4 separate regions of the Homo sapiens genome follow, and regions 2, 3 and 4 are each linked to region 1. Evidence: chromatin contacts called from ENCODE Hi-C or POLR2A ChIA-PET data. All regions are on one chromosome and are shown on one strand. Each heading gives the region's core, a stretch centred on a gene start or an enhancer-like site at or near the end of the contact. The rest is flanking DNA. Distances are from core to core; before and after follow the strand shown.

Evidence for each region. A loop is a pair of places that touch in the nucleus more often than their neighbours do. ChIA-PET counts read pairs that join two places held with the same protein, here RNA polymerase II (POLR2A). Pooled maps may share reads with other maps.
Region 2: a map of cardiac septum shows a loop between it and region 1 (4-fold over the local background). The contact joins two enhancer-like sites. A Hi-C loop is called at or near these places in 1 of 168 maps with a recorded cell type or tissue (cardiac septum) and 2 of 50 pooled maps. POLR2A ChIA-PET finds 5 or more read pairs at or near these places in 1 of 52 experiments (OCI-LY7).
Region 3: a map with no recorded cell type shows a loop between it and region 1 (5-fold over the local background). The contact joins the promoter of ZBTB20-AS5 here to the enhancer-like site in region 1. A Hi-C loop is called at or near these places in 20 of 37 single-sample maps with no recorded cell type and 5 of 50 pooled maps.
Region 4: a loop to region 1 is called in a pooled map, with 4 times the contacts of the local background. The contact joins two enhancer-like sites. A Hi-C loop is called at or near these places in 3 of 37 single-sample maps with no recorded cell type and 2 of 50 pooled maps.

Annotation. Positions count from the first base shown.
Region 1 is chr3:115,657,448-115,660,333 of GRCh38, forward strand. The region is part of intron 1 of GAP43 (growth associated protein 43); the gene reads left to right. Among named protein-coding and RNA genes, the nearest start is that of GAP43, 35 kb to the left of the region's middle. RefSeq lists enhancers at 344-1,216, 1,217-2,088 and silencers at 1,010-1,239, 1,420-1,489. Within about 2 kb of position 1,449, at least 35 of the 41 ENCODE cell types and tissues checked have a DNase peak (open chromatin) inside an H3K27ac peak, as active enhancers do.
Region 2 is chr3:114,378,913-114,381,798 of GRCh38, forward strand. ZBTB20 (zinc finger and BTB domain containing 20) reads right to left here. Exons shown (of 12, transcript NM_001348800.3): 9 at 1,865-2,028; 10 at 1,305-1,492. The coding sequence starts at 1,875. The region is part of intron 7 of ZBTB20-AS1 (ZBTB20 antisense RNA 1); the gene reads left to right. Among named protein-coding and RNA genes, the nearest start is that of ZBTB20-AS1, 29 kb to the left of the region's middle. Within about 2 kb of position 1,364, at least 19 of the 41 ENCODE cell types and tissues checked have a DNase peak (open chromatin) inside an H3K27ac peak, as active enhancers do.
Region 3 is chr3:114,452,104-114,454,989 of GRCh38, forward strand. ZBTB20-AS5 (ZBTB20 antisense RNA 5) reads left to right here and starts at 1,490. Exons shown (of 3, transcript NR_121661.1): 1 at 1,490-1,537. The region is part of intron 7 of ZBTB20 (zinc finger and BTB domain containing 20); the gene reads right to left.
Region 4 is chr3:114,583,390-114,586,275 of GRCh38, forward strand. All of the region lies in intron 6 of ZBTB20 (zinc finger and BTB domain containing 20), which reads right to left. Among named protein-coding and RNA genes, the nearest start is that of ZBTB20-AS5, 130 kb to the left of the region's middle. Within about 2 kb of position 1,527, at least 6 of the 41 ENCODE cell types and tissues checked have a DNase peak (open chromatin) inside an H3K27ac peak, as active enhancers do.

The sequences.
Region 1 (2,886 bases), core at 199-2,698:
TGTTAATTCATTAATTTCTTTCGCAAATATTTTTTCAGTACCTGCTAAGTCCCACGGACTATGCTAGGAGCTGCTGTTAAAATGACAAACCAGATAAGGTCACTGCCCTTAATCAACTTACAGTTGGGTGAGAAGCTATCAGGTACAAGTATGGCCCTAGAACAAATTAGTCTTTTCTAGTTAATAATCTTATGTGATGAGATTTGGCCTTGCTCCTTTGGTGACTTGCCTCAAGGAGCCCCAGGCAAAACCAATGTAACATATATTAATAATATATGAAATAATATATTTTGTAGACACAATTGCCTTATGTTGTCCAGGCTAGCCTCGAACTCCTGAGCTCAAGCAATCCTCCCCACCTCTGCCTCCCAAAGTTCTGGGATTACAGACGTGAGCCGCCGTACCCAGCCAAAAATGTTTATTTTGATTAGATGACTGGTATTAATCTGATTAACCAAAGAGACAAGGTATTACTAAATTCCTCATCCCTGGTAACATTTCCATGTTAGCTGTTTTCTATTTGTTTTTTCTTTTCCACAATGGTGCGGCCTAGAAACAGTTAACCTTCTTCGGGGTATTACATACCTTAGACATATAAAAAAGCTATGAGCATTCAACACTGAAATAATCATATAAACCAAACATACTGCACACTACTTCAGGGATACTCTGAAGCCCATCCTTAGACCCCAGACTCAAACAAAACAAAATACGATGTAAAGAACTGACACAAATCATCAGAGTTTAGAGAACAACGTGACGGGCAGCAGAGGAGAGGAGAGGGTTGAAGCAAACTTTTTTGGTTTTTTTTTCCTAAGTAGGGCTGGTTCTGGCTTGTCTTCCTTCTCCCCACTTTGCTTCTTACTCTTGGGCTTACAAACTGCCTGGTTTCCCTTCTCCAAGTCAGGGCTTCGTTTCTCTGCCTTGGCCTTCCTACCCCACCTTCTGCGTTCTGACTCCATGAGGCCCTTTTCGCGTCTCATTTTCTGCCTTCTTTAGGCGTTCCCTCGGCGGCTCTGCAGTGTGATCTCATCTCTTTGTTTCTCCCCGGCTGCCGTCAGTCACCGGCTCTCTGCGCCCCCACCCGCGCGGGCTCGCGGCCGTGCTGCGGGCGTGGCCTCAGCCGCTGAGACCCTGGGGACCGCAGGGCGTGGCGCGGCCTCCGCCCGCTGCACGGAGAGCCCCCCAGAGGCAGCGACACGGCGCTTGGGGTCCGCGGGGCTCCTCCTCCAACTCCGCAGACCTCCGGGGAGGCCTCTTGCTCCCCGAACACCCGGGAGTTCGCTTTCATTTTTAACGAATCTCCACAATCTCTTGTTTGGGAGATAATTGCTTCTTTCAGGGGCTTGGAGAACAAAAGCGTCAGCCCAGGGCCCCAGGTCTCTCCGCGGGAGGAGGGCACCCAGGGGCGATGCGCCGGGCTCTCTCCTTCGCCCTTCTTGGCCCGCTCGCCTTCAGCTCCCACCCGCAGCAGCAACCGCAGCCTGCTTCCGGGGACTGAGCAGCCCTGGGTCAGCCAAGGTTAAGCAGCGGGTGGGGAAGAGGAGAGAAAGCTGGGTCAATTGGAAGTAACCTTCTTGTACCGCCCACTTTTTCCTTGCTTGGAGGCGGCAAAAAGCACTTTAGCATTCTTCGGGCTGTTTGCGCCTCTTTCTCTAACAGGGCCAGGGGAGTGGAAGAGCGGCCGGCAGGAAGGTTTCTTTGTCAGCAAAAGCGGACCTTTGGAAACTAAACAGCAATGCTCTGTCTTTAGAAGACAGCACAGGAAGGAACAAACAGCTGAGGAGTGAAGGCCAGAGACCCCATTTGGAAAACAATGGCCTTTCATGATTATTACTATTTTTAAAAAGTTTTCTAGGCTTTTTCATTTGAACTTTCCATTTCTCACTATGAAATGCAGGTTCTATAGACAATTGCACACAAGTTTCTTTTTCGGGGGGGAGGGTAAACGAAGCAGGTGGAAAGAAGTGAGATGATTGTAGACGTGGCCAAATTTAGACTTGGTGTGAGATTTCCTCTTCGCTTGGAAACACATGGCACCAGCATGCATTTGTTCATTCATTCAATAATGTGAATGAACATTAAACACTACGATGTGATGGGCTTTGTCACAGGCTGTAAGTGGCTTCAGGTCCACATGAAAGGAGAGCGAAAAATTAAAATAAAATATTAGAGAGAGAGAAAAGGGAAGAGGGGCAAGGTGTCAGGCAGCAAGCTTCTTAGGGTCAGAATGGGTCCCCATCCCTAAAAGCTGATGACTGAAGAGACCCACGAGGGTAGACGAGCTGTAGAGAGACAATACTGCATCTGCCAGTGATGAGTGTAGGAAGCTCATGAGGGTTAGAACCTTCCCTCTCTGTTTTCTGACCTCTTTTTCTTTTTAAATAGGTTGAAGCCAACTGTGGTAGAGGATAACAGTGATTCGCGTATCTTATTTATTTATTTTTAGCAGCCCCCTCCCCCGCAACTAGGACAGTGAGTTCCATTCAGATTTTCAACACAGCTAAAAACTTGGCTTTAAAACTTGTGAAGGGAGACATTTCTTTAGAATCTTTCACTTTTTTCATCGCAGAGGCTTTGGGGGAATGTTTAGCTTTTTGCTGAATCATGAAGGGTTTGTTACTGCATTCTGAGAGGGTAGGAATTAGATGCCTAAAGGATGGTGTCTGCTTTCCTGTTGAGGTGGTTTATTTAACAGTTCATAGAGGCATGCAGGTCAAGTCATCCTTAACTGTACAGAGTCAAGGGTATTGCCACATGGGAGGCTGGCCAGCGGAGAAGTTTGGTGCTCTCTCAGTTTGGAGATCCTCATGTTGTATACATATTCCAAAATTCCCAGTAATTATGTACCTATAATTATATACCTATAAATACCATTCCAGATAC
Region 2 (2,886 bases), core at 114-2,613, 1.3 Mb before region 1:
TCAAATCACATAGGCCACAGAGATTTGTCTCACGTTACTTCCCTTTTCATTTTCTAGTGACGGCTAGAATATGGTCTTAGCCCAACCTTAAATAGAACAAGCTCTCTTCACCCCAATCCTGCCGCCAGCTCATTTCCCTCTCTTTAGAGACTATCATGATGAAGCAAGTAGAGAATGGAATCTCCTGGACCATTGTCTCTTGCCTTCTTTGCAGAATTTTACATTTGTTCTGTCAGAAAAATAACAATAAAAGATTTAGAATCTCATTTCCTAATAATTTTTGTCTTTGTGGACAAAATTTTATTTTTGAAATAAAACTTTGCAGGTCTTATGTTACTCATTTTAAAGAAGAATATGCCAGTTATTTGCATGTTACCAGACATCCTTTATGGAGATCAGTTCAGAAGAGTTGTTGGGTATGTTAAGACTAAAAGGAATATTCTTTTGGATTCGACTCCAAAGTTATTTCATTCCTTTCCATTGTCAACACACATGTTTCTTTTTCTCTGAAGTATTGGGTTACATTTCAGAAAAAGAAAAAAATCTCCTAAACGTGATTTATCAACTTGCTTAAAATAGAATTAGAAGAAGTGACTCCCAGATTAGTGGGAAGATGGCAAAAATAAACAGCAAAGAAGTGATTTCAATAGCGACGATCTCATTAAGCTGCCCATTTCCAAATTTAGCCCTTAGGCAGTTTTTTTAATTAAAAAATATTTTTAACCTGGATTCTCATTGGCTGTGTGAAGTCTGGGTGGCTTCTGAATTCTTGGAAGCCATTCTCTTTTCTTCTGTAAATTTATGCTATCCTTTAACCACTTCAAAATAAATTAAAAACTGGAAAGACAGAAATTCAGCCAAGCTACATGAGACTCCAATAACTAATGCAAATCTGACTTGTGTTATGTAATTTCAAAATGGATGTTTCCTTGTGTCTAACTGGCCTTCTGAGGTCCACATTTGGTTGTTCAATTTAGTAATTGTGGAAGTGCCATTATCCAGATCAAGAATAAATGGATACCAGCAACAAAACTTCATTTTCTGGGTTAGTGTTATGAAAAGAACGTGTTTTATGTAATTAATCAGCCCTTTAAGGCCAAATGGCATGTCACCTGGCTTTTAAATACACTCTAGCTTTGCAAACTTATAGATATTGGCTGAATGAAAATGGTGGCACATTACTTTTGGCTGCTTTAGAAGACCAAATGCAAAGAGCTCGCTCTGAAAGTAGAAAAGCCAGAACCCAGGGTAGAAGCACTACTCCAAGCACTGCAAAGACACCATCACCTTAGTGGTGTACTCACAATCAGATGACCCGGTGTGAGCGTGAGAGTTTGTCAGTGAATGTGTTGAGTGGATGAGGGCTGGGTCTGGAGACAAAACAGCTTCAAAGTTCAGGCAGGGAAGGCCCGGCTTGGCGCTGGATCCACCCGGCTGAGTAATCTCATTCTCCTCAGATGCCTTCTGGTTTTCAGCTGTCTTGGGTTTCTTCCTGAAAATAAACAAAGGGCCCTTTGAAGGAACTGACTGCATATTTGGGAAAAGGCATTTTTAGAATCTGTTAAAGATAACTTGATTTTTTTTTTCTGAAGGGGGATGGGAGGGAGTCCAGTATGTCCCTTGTTTTAAAACAAGCTGATTCTTGTTTTTTTTCCCTCCAGTAATGGCCTAACTGGGAACACATGAAAGCATATGGGCCAAGCAAACAGCACCACATTTGGACTCTGTTGGCTGCATAAAAAGACCCTGTCCCAGAACTTTAGACAGCTTGAGCTACGTATGGCTGACATTATCCAAGAAAGCATCCCTCTTCCCCCCTTAGGAGTTTTAACATGGTCTGGAAAAATACTAGTGGAAGTTTTACCGTTCTAGCATTTGTCAGGAAGCTTAGAGACAGGACTCGTGGAGTAATGGGAGGAGCACTGGACTGGGAGTCAGGAGACTTGAGCTACCGTACTAGCTGTGCCTCTAACTTGCTGTGTGGCCTTGGGCACCTCACTTCACCTCTCTGGGCTTCAGTTTCCTCATCTGTAAAATAAAGGGCTTGGATTAGAAGGCCTTAAAGGTTCCTTCCAACTTTAAATTTCTACTCATGGACTACATTAAGGAACATTCAACTTTCCTGCTCTTATTAAGATTTTATTTTAAATAAAATTTCAAATCACAATTTAAATTTGCAGCCTGTACGGATGAGGGGGTAGTGATGGGAGGTTTCTGTTAGAGTAGCAAGTGAAAAGTGAAAAGAAGAGCTTAGATTCTAGTAGCTAAAGAGGGAAGGTGTCATGCAGAGATTTTTCTACTCCAACTCTTTACTCATCCTACGCCTAAGATTTTTGATTTGGTGCATCGTCCTGGAGTTTAGGGTGTGATTGTGTGTTTGGGACATGAGGAAGAGAAGGGTGAAGGGAATTAGAAAGTAATTGTTACTAATTGTTATATGGGGTCAGGAATAGGAAGTAAAACAGCACAGCTATCAGTCAGCTCAGGTCTCCTCTCCCCAGGACAATGCAACTGATATGAAATTAACAAATACTTAGCTTATACTACACAGACCCTAGACCACAGCCAAACTGGTTTATTAGTAATAGTTCCTGAACATTTCTCCAATTCCCTTGGATTTGTGTCTTTTTCTATCATTATGTGGACATGACCAGAAAAAGCATTTATTTTATTTGTAGAAGACTATGTGTGGTACAGAATTTGTTGTAAGTAGATTTGTTTCCATGTTTCCCTTGTTTCTGTGAGCATGGTAATGTACTTGTTATGCAGAATATTTTGTATTTAAATTTGTTGTGCTGGGTAGTTAAATCTGCCCTCGCAGAATATGGTGTTATGATTAGTATGCTGTGTTTTCAGTCCAACAGGTTGTGAAATAAAATCTGTTTC
Region 3 (2,886 bases), core at 240-2,739, 1.2 Mb before region 1:
AAAATTAAAAATGCAGGGACAACAGCCCACAGCAACAAAAGAATTCAGGGAGAAAAAATAGAACACAAGCAAAAAGGAAAAAAGCAAAACCAAAACAACTCTTGTCTTCAATATAAAACTTTTTAAAGACTGAGTTTCTCTTATTTGGATGACATTCTTTTTAAAAGTATTTTTCTCCTTAAGCACTATTAAAAGCATTAAAAAATTCTACAAAAATACAGAAAAGTCTGAAAGCAATTCAAGAATATTCCTAAAGAAAACATGTAAGTGTAAGAAGTGAGTTACCCTGGAAAATTCTGGATTTGCCAAAAGTTCCCCTACTTCTAATATCTTTCAGTGAGTTCAAGTGCTAACACTGGCCACCTAGTACTTGTTTTTTATCTGAGGATCATTACTGAGGCAACACATACATAGTAAGGTTTCCCGAAAAGACTCCTTGTTATCAAGTTACTTCAAACATAAGGCACTCACACCTCCCAGCCAGGAGGGTTTTTTGATGAGCATCACACTCTGCCCTGATATGTATTACACCCTTAAGAAGCAGTTACATAAATGCATTCTATAATTATGGAAAATGTATATATCTATATTTTCCCCTACATTTTCCCTCCCCAGGGATATGAATAGATTTTATTTTCAGTTAATAGAAAAAAAAAGAAAAGAGTTTCTGATTCTTGAAACAACTGTTGTAGCTGTTTTCTACTTAGCAAAACAGTTATCTGTAGTTAGGAATGGTACATAATATATATTTAAGGATTTTTGTAGAGCTTGAGAATTGTTCCCCTTGTTTAGTTTCGTGTCTATAATGTACCTTAAAAAGATTTCTAAGTGACAATCAACATATAAATGCATTAAGAGGAGAACTTTAAGAAAGAAAACATTATCTTGGGTTTACAAATCCAGGATATTAGCATAAAGATATAAATGTACAGCATATATAAAAGATAAAATTGTTTACTACATTTTACACATACAGCTCACATCTGATTTCTTTTTGCTTTTGTTGGAGCATTAATTTGAAAATGATAAGCATTCTGAAATGTTTGCTACAACACAAATTCATGGTAAAAATATACATGCATAGGCAAAAATTGAAATGGAGAACACAAAGCTACGTGGCAATCAGAATCGTTGACAAAATCTCCATCTAGACTATATTTTGCATGAACTAGTGTATCATAGAAGGGGCAAGAAATCTCTCTGGGGGTTTTGTCATTTACATAATTAGAAACAAAAATAAAATACAAATATCTGCTCCCTTACTACCTTTTCTTAATAACTGACAAGTGACACAAGTGGTACCTTTTAAACAGATGGATGCAAAAACTTGTGAGATCGAATGAACTGATGTACCCCATTGGTATTTTGGGAACCCAAATTCCATAATTAACTTTTTACCCAAGTGGCAAAAGTAGAAGATGTTCTAGTCACCAAATTGATTATTTGATGGACTTTTGTTCTTTCTTCCACAAGATTTTGGCGACCCAGAAAGGGTAAAGACATGATAAGAGAAGATGCATCCTGAACAACTTTTATTGTGAGTAGAAAAAAAATAGCATAAAGTGAGCATAAGAACAGTTGGATTTGGAAAGATTAAAAGAGGAGAAAAGAGCAACATATGCAACTTAACTAGTCTTTTTCTTTTTAATTTTTTCATGTACATATATGTATATATTGGGATGATGGGGAGAAAAGATAACTGGATTTCTTTTGAATGTCTTTGTGTCTTTATAGAGTGAATGTTCTGTTCCTGTCTCTTTCTTTTTAGGCGAAAAACTAATAAAAATAGAAAAACATATATCAGACATTAAGCTCACTCCCCCCCCCCCCACCCTTCCCTTTGTAAAGAACTCTTTGTTCTCTAGTGAAAATGCTGAAAAATCCCCGGGCAGCTACTCCCTGAAACAAGTGCAAAACACTTAGAGGCTTTTGGGCTGGCTGGGAGCCAGAAACCCTCCCGCTGTCTGGTTAGAAGAGGAAAAAAAGAAGAGAGAGGGAGAGGGAGAGAGGGGAAGAGGGATGGGGGGCAGAGAGAGAGGAAGAGAGAGAGGAAGAGAGAGGAAAAGAGAAGGGAGAGAGAGAGAGAGAGAGAGAGAGAGAGAGAGAGAAATTGGAGCTTCCTTTAATAGACATAGGAAGCAGCGTTTTTTTCTTTCTTTTTTTTCAAAACTGGCGGTCAAGCGTTAAGTAACTCCCGTCTAAATCCACCTGCTAGAAATGAACTTGGGTAACCCCCCAGGGGTGCACAAAGACAGGGAAGACAGTAACATACTCCATACTCTTTCCCACCCCCCGTTGTACTGCTTCCATTCTTTCTGCTCTCATACACAAATGCCCACAGCTTCTCACGCCGCCCCTCTTACCCCCCAACAACAAACACAGCAAAATACATGCTCCCTCGGTCTCCTAAAAAAAAAAAAAGGCTTTTCCATCTCGGTTGCGACACAGTGATAAGGGGTAGCGAACATCTCATACCTGGTGTGAATGCTAATCAGTCAGGAGTTCTCCTTTTCCCAAGACAGGGAACTGTTTCCTTCCAAATTTATTAGAACCTCCTCCACTGCCTCTTTGAAAAACCTTCTTTGTCACCCTCTCCCAAGTCCCGATACTTCTTTAAAAAAAAAATGGCTTCGGAGCTCCTTCTATTCTTGATATTGATTCTCTCTCTCTCCCCCCACCCCTCCTCCTCTCTCCTGTCTGTGTCTCTTCTGAGTGGTCTATTGATAAGTCCCTGGAGGCACTGGGTCAGCCTGCCCGTAGGAAACCAGACACAATGCACAAATCTCCGAGTGCCATTCTGCCATCAGCAAGCAGACCACGTTTAGGAGAGAGAGAGAGGAAAAAAAAACAGTAGAGCAAGAGACAGAGAGAGAGAGAGAGAGAGAG
Region 4 (2,886 bases), core at 277-2,776, 1.1 Mb before region 1:
TAAACAAAAATAAACACAAACATTGATTTTTTGACTTAGTGTTTTGTTGAAACCAACAATTACAAGGACCAACTCAAACATGGCTAAAAGTGGGAATAAAAATAAGATTTCTTTTATCCTGATAAAAGATTTTTTATCACCAAGAACGTTACAGTATGACCTACTTAAGTGAATACTTATTAAAGAAACAGATTCATTTAAAAAACATGTTTTTAGGTAAATAGGAACGGTGCAAGTGTTTCTTTGAAATCTTACAAAAGATAAAAATTAATTGAACTAACTAAGGTTCCTTACCCTATGCAAATAAGAAACGGCTTAGAAAGAAATGTCTTCAAACTGTTGAAATGTATATTCCTTAGTTGGTGTAACCAATGTGAGGTCTCAGTTACTATAATAGCAAATGTTCTATTAGATTTAAGCACATCAGTGCAAATTATTAAAATGAGACTGTCTTTGTTTAAAATAAAGCTTTAAAAAATGTAATGTAATCTCTGAGGGAGTATTGCCTGAAATGAAAGTTTTAGGCCGAGCTCTGCCACAATCCTATTGCGCATCTTGGTTCATCTGATTAAACATCTTTGGGTCTCAAAATTCACATACATTCACATTTCTAAAGTGAGTGTGATATAAAGTCATAGCTTGATCATCAAACTCCTTTCTAGCCCTAAAATTCTACGTATCTAATGAGATTAATTTATCATGAGGTGTTTTTCTTCTTTCCTTTGTTAATTTCCTTACAATAAATAGACAAATAAATGATCAAATAAGCAAATAAATAAATATTAAAAAGACATACACACACTGATAGCTATCCATCTGAATAGGAAGAAAGACTTTTTTTTGTTTGCCATTATCTATCCCCTAATGTGTATTTAAAAAGAGAGCTCCCACAGAAAAGATTTTTATTTTTTTCTAAATCAAAAATAGTGTATCATTTATTTGCCATTTAAGTTCTACTAAGAAGGAAAACACAAAATCATTATGGAAATCCTATTAGGAACTTTAGAAAGAAAAAGCTGATGAAATTCCATTTACAATTCAAATTGTTCATTCACGTATTTCCTTTTGCAGAAACTTTAAATGCTGCCTCAAACTATCTTCACCTCTTTTTCCAGGGACAATATCCCTAACTCTGTTAAAAAAAAAAAAAGGCTCTCTTCTCACACCCTTCCCACCTGTCCTCTGAGGTAGTTGTTCCACAAAGCTAAGGTATAGATTACATCAAGAGATATTTGGGATGGGAGTAAAACATTTCACCCTGGAGACAGTAATGTGTGCAATTTGCCAAGTCTAAAAGAAAGTTAAGCCTCATCACCACTTTGGCAAGAAATGTGGTTCTCATGGATGGACAATGATTATCATTTTTACACAGAACTTTTGAAAATGAAAGTACCTGGGGCACCAGCCAGAAAATAAGTACGAGAATGCAAGTTTTTTGCGTCAATATTTAAATCAGACAAAACACTATCAGTGTACCCTTAACAGACCTGAAGCGTCTAGAAAGAATACAAGGCAGCTGACACCTTGGTGAATAAGAGCAGCTCAGTTTTATGAAAAGGCCAAAGTCTTAGGGCAAACTCTCTGTTGTTCCAAGTGCTGATATACCTATGGCATCAACAAAGGCAAAACACCATAGGGGGCAATAGGCAAGGCTTCTCTTACAGGCAAGGCTCCTGTTAAAGGCTGGGACCCTCTGGACTACACACTCGAGGAACCCCAAGTGTGGGTCCCTGAGGGGAGGAAGTTTCCTCAAACAGAACGGCGAGAGGCTGAAGTTACACAGTGTAGGAGTACTCCCTGCTGGCAGCTGAGGTTGGAAATGAACTGGTGATGTCCTAGAGAGGGCTGCTTAAATTTTCTATGAGGAGGCTAATGGAGATAACAGTGCTCTTGAGGGGACAAGAGCATGGGTCTGATTAGGTTTAGATAACTCCAGATATTATGCTGAGTGAGGAGGAGGTTAAGGGAAGCTACTGATGACAGGAACTCCAACAATTGACAAAAACTATGTGTAGAGCTGGTATATACAATTTTCATTTAAGTTTCCCATCTCATATCATTCTATAAAGCATACACAGCCGTATGTGCACATGTGTGTGGGGTTCAGAGGATGCAGGAAGAAATCTATTTCTGTGCAGTTCATTTTACCCCTGCAAGAACAATCTTTGAAACCGTCTAATGTATTCACATTTATGTTTTACAAGGAATCCCTTCCATACTTCTAATGGACCTGCCTGGTATGCCCCCTGTACCACTATACCTAATCCCTAGGCAGGTGGTCTTTGTATGGGCCTGGGGCAACCACACTGGTTTCTCCCCAGTGCTCTGCTCTGTTAGGGTTCTTCTGCATAATAAAATGAAGGTCAAAATGGCAGCCTGCTAAAAGCAGCAGTATTTCAGTTGCAGGAATAACTTGCTTGTCATCAACTTGTTAATGCAATAGTCAAACATTTCTCTGACATGTACAGTATCAGCTAACTTCAGCAGATAAAGGGTCTAGAACAGGAAGATGCTGCAGATGCTTTAGCTCGGAGGAAGGCTTAGCAGAGCCAAAACGTCAGCAGGGCCTGTTTGTTCCATACTTTCCATCGGGCTCTGTGAAAGAAATGTTAGATTACTGCAATGACAAGTTTGTGACAAGCAAGTCATTTGTGCAACTGGTGCGCTCCTGTTTTTATCTGTTTACCATTCAGACTTGTGAATGCCATTTCAAGCACTTAGAGGATTTCTGGCTCCCATTAAGGGGAAATGGTTCCTCCATGTTTAGAATTTTCTACCTCAAAGAGAATTACTAAGCAATTATTTGTTCCTGTGGTCAGTGTCACACAAAAGCACTCTTGAGTTGTTTAGCTGGACTCTGAATCATGAAATGAAGTCCTGAAGACT